Linked DNA regions of Homo sapiens: region 1 is linked to region 2. A link is a loop called in an ENCODE intact Hi-C map of the cell type or tissue named here. Cell type or tissue: chondrocyte. All regions are shown on one strand. Links, peaks and the distances in the headings refer to the core of each region. The heading gives the core; the rest is flanking DNA.

Region 1 (4,386 bases), core at 96-4,095, 180 kb after region 2:
CATTTTACATATTAGAACACTGAGTTATTCTAGTACCAGAGTGTTGAAAGTGGTGCCAGAGTGTTGAAAGAGTTGACGTGGCTTATGTCACAGAATGGAGTAGTGGAGTGAGGCCTCCATTTTTGTAGTTTTTGCATCCTTCCTGTGAGTCATGTTTTACTCAGCATCAAGGAAACAGTGATGAGCAAAGCAGAGATGGTTCCTCTCAAGAGGCAAGGGATTGAAAGGTCATGTGGGGAATCGACAGTGCCAGTGAGTGCCAGGCTTTCTGCCCCTCTTTCCTCTCTGCAGGAGTTCGCTCCCTGTCTCCACCTAATGAATTCCTGCTCAGCCTCAGGATGTGTTACTTAAGGTTACTGTGTCAGGGAGCCATCCGTGGCCTGCCACACTCAGTCAAGTCCTGTGGTACCCTCTCGTTTTCCTTTGTACCTCTTCTCCACCTCATATACCACGGTTGGAATGTGTGTGATTACTGAACTAGCTTCAATAGGGCAGGGGTTTTGTCTTTTATGCTCATCTTTATGTTAACAGCTAGGTGTTCAGACCAATCTATGACACGTAGTTGGGTTATTGAATGTTTGCATGAGTGGCTTACAAACAGCTTAAATATTGGCAGGTGGGTTGAGGGATTACTGGGGAAGTCTGTAGAAGACCAGTTGTGAGGAACTGATGCTGAATTCTGTTTCAGACATGGCAAAATGGAGGTGCTCGGGACATCCAAGTGGGAGTGTCCCTGGGCAGGTGGATATTCAGGCCTGGAATTATAAGGTCTGGTGTGCAAGTGGTAAATGTGGGGCTGCCGGGCCTAGACATGGTTATGGAAAAGGTGAGAAGGAGGCTGTGGGAGGGGACAGTGCCTAGGAAGGGTATAGAATAAGAAGAGATCCAGAACTGAATATTAAGACGACAAAGTAATAGTGGCCACCTGGGTTGACAAAGACCAGGACTCTCCTTACCTGGGACGAGAAAGACCAGGACTGTGGTGTCATGAAGCCAAGTGGAAAAATGTTTCCAGGAGTGAACCATCTGAGGCTGAAGAGACCGAGCAGTGCCTTTTGGCTGTAGGAGTGGATCACTGAAGCCTTTTACCCATTGGTGACTTGAGAACTGTGTTGGTGTGGGGATGGGAATTGGACGGAAGTGAGACTTAACTTTGAGTCCTGACAAAGCATTTCGCAAACAGGCTGGGAAAGGGATGAGTGAGGGCCTTCAGGAGGCTGTGCTGCTTGAATGTTCTACTCTAAGGTTGGGGACACCAAGTGTGTTGAATGCCATTGGGAAAGATCCAGTTGAAAATGAGAAGTTGAACATAGGGATTAGGAGATTGTGCAGGGGGAAAATGGGGGATCCAAGGACAGTGGAAGGATGGGAGGAGCAAGAAGGAAGACCCTCCAGAGTCGTGCTCTGCAGTCGGATCCCTGGATGGAAATCCCAGGCCTGCCGCTCTCTGTGACCTCAGGCAAGTCTTTCCGTGCAAAATGGAGTAGGGCTGTTACCTGCTTCCTAGGATGGCTGTGTGGGTCACATGCTGTCATAATGCAAGGTGGCGTATAGCAAATGCTTGTTAAACAGCGACGGTCTCGCCGAGCTCTGGCCTGAGCCGGGGGCAGAGGGTTGGTCCTGTCCTGGGGGTTGGAAGCCGTGGAGGCCACGTTTAATCAGTGTTCACAGTGGTGTGCCCGTGGACCTGGCCTCACGCACGCCCGGCCTTGGGAGCCCCTGCGGGAGGGTGCATACCCTGACCTGCCCGAGAGGCGTCTGCCGCAGCCCCTGCTTCCCCTAGGGAACCCCCGGGCGGCTGTGCCTCACGGAGGGGCCCTGCTTTACCGCGGCTGCATACCACCTCGGGCCATTTGGTCAGCTGCTTCACCAGCTCTCTTCATCCTCTTACTCTCCCTGAATCTTTTTCTTCGTTTTTTGGAGCAGTCAGAAAGCTTGGCCGAAATCAAGATAACTCGCTGGGCCCGCGTGCAGATTGGTGGGCGCCCTCTGCTGGGCCGGCGGGCCTCTCGCAGGCCTGAGGAGCGAGCTGCGCCTGCGCCCTGGTGTCCCTTCGTAACACTGCGGCACGTCACGAGGCGGGCACCGGGGAGTATGGGCGAAATCGCAGGCGCAGACGGCGGGCTCGGGCTAGAAAAGTCGCGCATGCGTGGGGCTAATTTAAAGGCGGCGCGGCTCCAACAGAACCAAAGCCAATTCTCCGGCTGTGGCGCCACCTACGGGTGTGGGCTCGTAAACGGCCTCCTCTGGCCGGACTAGGACTGGGTCTGGGGTCGGCGGGCTCAGGACCACTGGGCTGCTGAGGGGCTTAGCCATGGGGACCTGGGCTCTCAGCTGCCCTGGAAAGCCACAGGGCTAGCTGGGCTGGCCAAGGCCGGTGGCTCCCCCAGCATCCTGTGGTGGGTGCATCCCTGGGCCCAGTGGGGCATCCGGTGCTGCCCTCCCCACCTACGGGCTTACATCCTTTGGTTGCTGGGACAGAGCGCCCTACGCCACGCGCAGCCCTGCGCTTCCCTGATCCTCGGTTTCCCCAGTAGTAAACAGGGCCTCAGTTTCCCCCTTGTAAATCTCAGGGAGGAGGTGAAGTGGGGCCCTAGGTGTAAAGCCAGGTTCAGGCTGGGCATCCCTTGGCGCAAGGTGACATGCCCCAGACACCTGACACCTCTCAGTCTCAGACCCAGCGTACTTTCTCTGTGGCCCTCATGTGGCCGTATAGGAGTGGCCCACCCACTCCCACTCCCATTCAGATCCCCAGGCCACAGTGCCTTTTGTCCAGCCTTGGCCAAGATGCCTGACCCTAGTGGCCTGGCCCTGGCTGCTTCCATGGCTGCAGCTTTGGGATGTCCCTGTAGTCATAGGTGGCCTCATGGCAGTCCCCCAGCCTTGAACCTGGACCCTGGCTCAGGGAGGGGAAAACACGGCTGAAGAAGGGCTGGGTGTCACTTTCTCTCTTCCATTTGTCTTGGAGGCTGTCATGGGAGAAAACCCCAAAGGACCCAGTGCGCCCTCACAGTTTCACCACAAGTATCCTGACCGGGCGTCTGGTGCCGAGCTGATAGTGCAGGCCCCGGCCGCAGCCCCGCCGGAAGCCCATGCTGCCAGCGGTTGGGGGCCGCAGGCTCAGACAGGAAATGCCCCCGAGTGTACCCCAGGGCCCTCTGCAAAGGCCTGATGCTTTGGATGAGGCCTGGCGCCATTTTGAAGCTGGGCCTGACTCTGGGACTCTGGCCTGGTTCTGGGGCTGGTGGCCTGGGATCTGGGGACTGCTTTGTCACCTGCCTGGGCAGGTGTGGGAGATGACAGGGAGGGAAGAGAGAACCTTCAAACTGGGCTAGACCTGAAGCGAAAGCTGAATGATGCAGCCTGTCCCCTACCATGGCCAACCCCTTCATGGTGCCCCCAGCCCAGCCCTTTAGGGTCTCAGCTTCCATCAGGCCCTTAGTTCCATATGTGGTGTGACAGGCCCAGGACTAAATGCAGGGGACACAGAAGGGAGCAGACAGCAGAAGTGCTGGGCATCAGGAAAGGCAAGTCAGAAGGTAGGGCCATCAGGAGGGTCCATCGCAGCATCTGAAGGATTTGCTTGTGGGGGTTGGTGGGGAGGGAGGAGCCCAGACTCCTTTTTTGACTTCCACTCAGGGGATAGAATCCAGAAAGATTTAAGACGAGTGTCTCAGTCTGTTAAGGCTGCTATAACAAAATACCATAGACTGGGTAGCTATAAATAGAAATTTGCTTCTTACAGTTCTGGAGGCTGGGAAGTCCAAGATCAAGGCACCGGCAGATTTGGTGTTGAGAGGTCCTGCTGCTTGGTTCAAAGATAGCACCTTCTCGTGTCCTCACATGGTGGCAGAGATGAGGGAACTCTCGGATGTATCTTATAAGGGCACTAATGTCCATTCATGAAGGCTCTACCCTCATGGCCTAATCACCTCACAAAGGTGCCACCCTCTAATGCTTCACATTGGGGGTTAGGTTTCAACATAAGAATTCTGGGGGGATGCAGACATTCAGTCTGTAGCAGTGGGAAGGACAGGAGCCTGTTCAAATGCTGATGGGAAGGAAGGAGGTAACAGGGACATAAAGGCTGAAGATCCAGGAGAGAAGGGGCCAGTGAATAGATCCCAGTAGAGCAGGATTGGGTGGGATTGAGGGCTTAAGGCAGTGATCTCATGGGAGAGCCCTGAGAGACTGTGCCTTCATTAGCACTGAGGAGATCAGCAAAGACCTGTTCAAGCTTCGCCTCCTGGGCAGCCTTCCCTATTCTCCAGGTGGGCTGAGATGTCCCTACCTTACACTACTGGACACTGCTTTCTGAAGTGGAATGGACTGTTTGCCTCCCTACACTGGGTGCTCTATTTCAGCAGAGTTTAAACAGAGGCAGCA
Region 2 (4,386 bases), core at 146-4,145:
AGCTTCACTATTAAGACTGTTCTGCTATTCCAACAGTATCCCTGCTATCTTAGATGTTTCTCCATTTAGTGGCTGCTATTTAGCTTGATGAAGTAACACCAGGAGGAAGACCTTGGCTTTCAGCAGACACACACCACTCAGACAATTTGCTGCTTTAAAGTTTAAAATCTGAAGCAGAAAAAGCACCAATATATCACCAAAACAAATCCACCTCAAAGAATGCTCCTCCAAATATGTTTTCTAGTAAGAAAACTCAGCAAGAGACAATGTGTGATTTTTGTGTGATAAGGTTAAGGTAACCTAAAGCTAATACAAAAACCTTCCCCCCCATAGCCAGTGATATCACCTTTCTTGGCCACAAAGGAACATGTTCATATTTGTGTTAAAGAACCTGGAGGTACCTAGACAGCCGAAGGCAGTGTTTTCCAACCCAGACCATCTAAGCCAGAATCTACAAGGTGAGAGGTGGCAAAACCTGGAATCGAACAAGGGCTTGGTGAGACTTTTTGCACAAGTTTGGGGAAGGCAGGCCTAAAAGCACTATCTTTCCATCCCGACGGGGATGGAGTTGCGGGGTAGGAGAGAGAGCACAAATCTAGGCCCTAGCCCACTGGTCTGGGGCTGGGCAAATGCTAGCGAACAAAAGGTTCTTCAAAGGCTGGGCATGGTGGCTCAAGCCTGTAATCTCAGCACTTTGGGAGGTCGAGACGAGTGGACTGCTTGAGCCCAGGAGTTTGAGACCAGCCTGGGCAACATGGTAGAACCCTGTCTCTATAAAAAATACAAAAATTTAACCAGGAGTGGTAGCACACACTGGTGGTCCCAGCTACTCTGGAGGCTGAGGTGGGAGGATGGCTTAAGACCAGGAGGTTGAGGCTGCAGTGAGCTGTGATTGCACCATTCACTTTAGTCTGGGCAACAGAGCGAGACCCTGTCTCTCACACACATACAAAAAAAGGTTCTGCAGGTGATTCAAATAAGCCAGTCAAGACAGAAAAACCTCTGGCTTTTCAAAGGAAGGGCAGGGGACTTTGGAATAAAGAAGCATACCTGCATTTGCTATTGTTGTTATTTTTAAAAATACATAAGCTTCCAATGAGTCAAAGCTTTCATGGGTCCCTTCAGATGCCAAGTCTGAAAAGCCTACCACAGAATCTTTTTATTTTAAGAGTTGGGGTCTTGCTCTGTCACTCGGGCTGCAGTGCAACGGCATGATCATAGCTTGCTACAGCCTCAAACTCCTGGGCTCAAGCCATCCTCTCGCCTCGGCCTCCCCAGCAGCTGGAACTACAGGTACGGCACCTGGCTAAATTTTTTTTGTAGAGACAGGTCTCCAACTCCTGGGCTCAAGCAATCCTCCCCTCAGCCTCCAAAGCACTGGGATTATGGGCATAAGCCACCTCACCCAACCTACCACAGAATCTTAAGAGCCATTAGAGTTAGCTACATGGTTAGTGGCACATCTAGAATCAGAACCCAGTTCTGCCGTCCCAGGCTCTTTTGCAGATAGATCTGAAGCAGGCACAGCAGCAGGAGGATACTGTATGGTGCACTAAGAACGCACATCTGGGTCGGGCGCGGTGGCTCACGCCTGTAATCCCAGCACTTTGGGAGGCCGAGGCAGGCGGATCACGAGGTCAGGAGATCAAGACCATCCTGGCTAACACGGTGAAACCCCATCTCTACCAAAAATACAAAAAACTAGCCGGGCGTGGTGGCGGGCGCCTGTAGTCCCAGCTCCTCGGGAGGCTGAGGCAGGAGAATGGCGTGAATCCGGGAGGCGGAGCTTGCAGTGAGCCGAGATCGCGCCACTGCACTCCAGCCTGGGCGACAGAGCGAGACTCTGTCTCCAAAAAAAAAAAAAAAAAGCACATCTGCTACGCCAGATGCCAATGGCAATACATCTACGTAAGGAAGACTCCCCAGCCTGGCCAGCTTGGAGAAAAGGGATTCCATGAAAATGCCTATCCTTAGTTGAGTTCAAATAGCCATCCGTTCCCCATAAAAAATCATGCTAAAAACTAGAGAACAAAAGGTTATATAACAAGGGATCATCTAAATTTCTGCCGTGGAGGGAAACATGTAAGGCCCTAAGCCTCACTATGAAAGCAAGAAGTGGCAGCACGGACAGTGTGGGCTCCACAGCAGAGAGGCTTAGCTCTAAGCCAATCTGTTAGCTCAAATTCATGAGTAACTTACCCAGAATCTCCCAGGATGATAACCTTCAGCAACACTTTCTTCCTAGAGGTCATCCTTCAAACTAAAGGGGGAAAAGGAGAAATCACTGTGAGTGTGATGGAAACACCAAAACAAAACACCTCCCTTGCACAAATGTCTGAGCAGCCCCAACAGTGCAGGGCCCTGAACCTTCCTGCTAGGTATCTTCCTTCCACCAGGGGGCACTGATAAAAAACAGTATCACTCACCAAAACTCTGGACCCAAGAGCGAGGCAGAACAGCACAGCAGGGCCATCCTGCCCCTGCAAGCTGTTGGAGAGAATGTATTCTCTCACTTGGGTGGTGGATCAATTGAATGGATTGGCAATTTGAACTAATGCTCCAACTTACTCAACAGCTTGGTCCTTGCTTCATTCAGGTCGCTGCTTCAGTATCACTTTCTCAAAGAAGTGACCGCTTTATTTAAAGCAGCATAACCCCTCATTTGCTCTCTATCCCGTTACTCTGCTTGCTTTTCCTTCAGAGCACTTACCACTAATTGACATTTTTATGTACTATATTAATCTAGTCTATCCCTTTTCTAACAATCTCCATGAAGACAGTTTTACTCCCCACTGTATACTCAATGCCAAGTAGAAATTTATTAAATGTTGGGTACCGTCTGAATACTTGACTCTGCAGCTCTAGTGACTACTCTTTTCCAGAAAATCTTTCAGGCAGCCTTGTCTACTCATAACCAGAAGATGTGAAAAATGCCTGATCTCTGCTCAACTGTCTTCCAGGACTTGCCACAGCATGGTCTATCTACTCATCAAGACAGGGCTCCTGCTGTAATTGCCTCTCATTTGCCAGGGTATGACTCAGTGACTTCCAGAAAATGAATGGGACTCAGAAGAACTACTTGTTAGTTTCCTCTTTAACCACCTACCTTTTGAAGGCAAGGCTGACAGCAGTGCCTATAGTGGGAGTGACTTAAGCAGCAGATATGAACCCAGGCCACAGGGATTTCTATTCTGGTTTTGCCGCTTATTAATTTAGCTATATGACCTTGAGCCAGTCATTTAATTTCTCTGTTGGAATAGGGAATATAGAGATGACAGCTCTTATGTCCTAAGAATGCTGTGAAGACTGAATAAATAAAATGCTCAGGACAGTAACTAGAATACAGCAGATGACTAGTAAATACTGGCCGCTACCATCTTAAGGTATGCCAAATACAGAGATGAGTAACAGAACACAGAGTCCAGAAGACAGTGAGAGAAGCAGCAGGTTACAGCTCCTAGGCAAGGTAATCCAGCTATCCCTCTCTTTCCAGATGCTTGGCTGTCAATTGTTCTCTTTCTCAAGAGGTGGTATTACACCCAAGACCACTAACTAAAAGGAAATATCAGACCTGACTACTGTCCTAAAGGGCAGGATTTGCTAAGAAGGCCTACGCTCTTGAAAGTAACCATCCTCGATGGCTTCAGAGTCTGTTTCTGGCTACAAGAACAGTATGGGAATAGGAGCCAGACTAGAGGATGGTTTGCTAGGCACACACCCCAGGTCCCATGACCTATGCAGAGGGTCAAGCTGTTTCTCTGCCAAAAGCCTCATGCCCATGGCTGGACTGTGAAGACACGGTATCTCAGCCCACCAGCATTCATCTAGAAAGTTCTTACTAGTGCTAGTTAGGGGCAGTATAAGATGACTTGGAGTTCTGTCTTCCATCATAATCAGCACTGAGAGGTATACCCCAAACTATCCATTATATGTGGAGCCCCACTATTCCCCTACCTTTCTCCCCAGGGACCGCTTTGACTGGTCAAAGTTTAAATGTCACACTCTAAGGTCTGGTATCATATTTCAAGATAGAGATCAGATGATGATAATGGGGGCAAGTTTCAAATAGAAAGAAGGGGAGGCCAAGGTAGGCAAATCATGAGGTCAGGAGTTCGAGACCAGCCTGGCCAACATGGTGAAACCCCGTCTCTACTAAAAATAGAAAAGGCTGGGCACGGTGGCTCATGCTTGTAATAACGGCACTTTGGGAGGCCCGAGGTGGGTGGATCACAAGGTCAGGAGTTCAAGACCAGCCTGGCTAACATGATGAAACCCTGTCTCTACTAAAAATACAAAAATTGCTGGGCACAGTGGCTCATACCTGTAATCCTAGCACTTTGGGAGGCCAAGGCGGGCGGATCATGAGATCAGGAGATCGAGACCAGC

What was found. Hi-C counts contacts between places; a loop is a spot of excess contacts. Peaks named below come from ENCODE experiments on the same cell type or tissue, not always from the same donor. Only the 100,000 strongest peaks of a DNase experiment are listed, where the experiment ranks them.
Region 1: a loop joins it to region 2, with 2.4 times the contacts of the local background. A loop is called at or near these places in 47 of 110 quality-filtered maps.

What each region holds. Positions count from the first base shown.
Region 1 is chr3:128,615,457-128,619,842 of GRCh38, reverse strand. No RefSeq gene overlaps it. Among named protein-coding and RNA genes, the nearest start is that of RPN1, 33 kb to the left of the region's middle. RefSeq lists enhancers at 1,664-1,713, 1,429-1,940, 1,734-2,023. In chondrocyte, for the core only: a CTCF peak has its summit at 2,008 (motif pointing left); a DNase peak (open chromatin) is centred at 2,092.
Region 2 is chr3:128,793,234-128,797,619 of GRCh38, reverse strand. It overlaps RAB7A (RAB7A, member RAS oncogene family), which reads right to left. Exons shown (of 6, transcript NM_004637.6): 2 at 2,200-2,260. The coding sequence starts at 2,252. Among named protein-coding and RNA genes, the nearest start is that of MIR12124, 51 kb to the left of the region's middle. RefSeq lists an enhancer at 3,625-3,774. In chondrocyte, for the core only: CTCF peaks have their summits at 2,180 and 2,381 (motif pointing right); no DNase peak of the experiment used is centred there.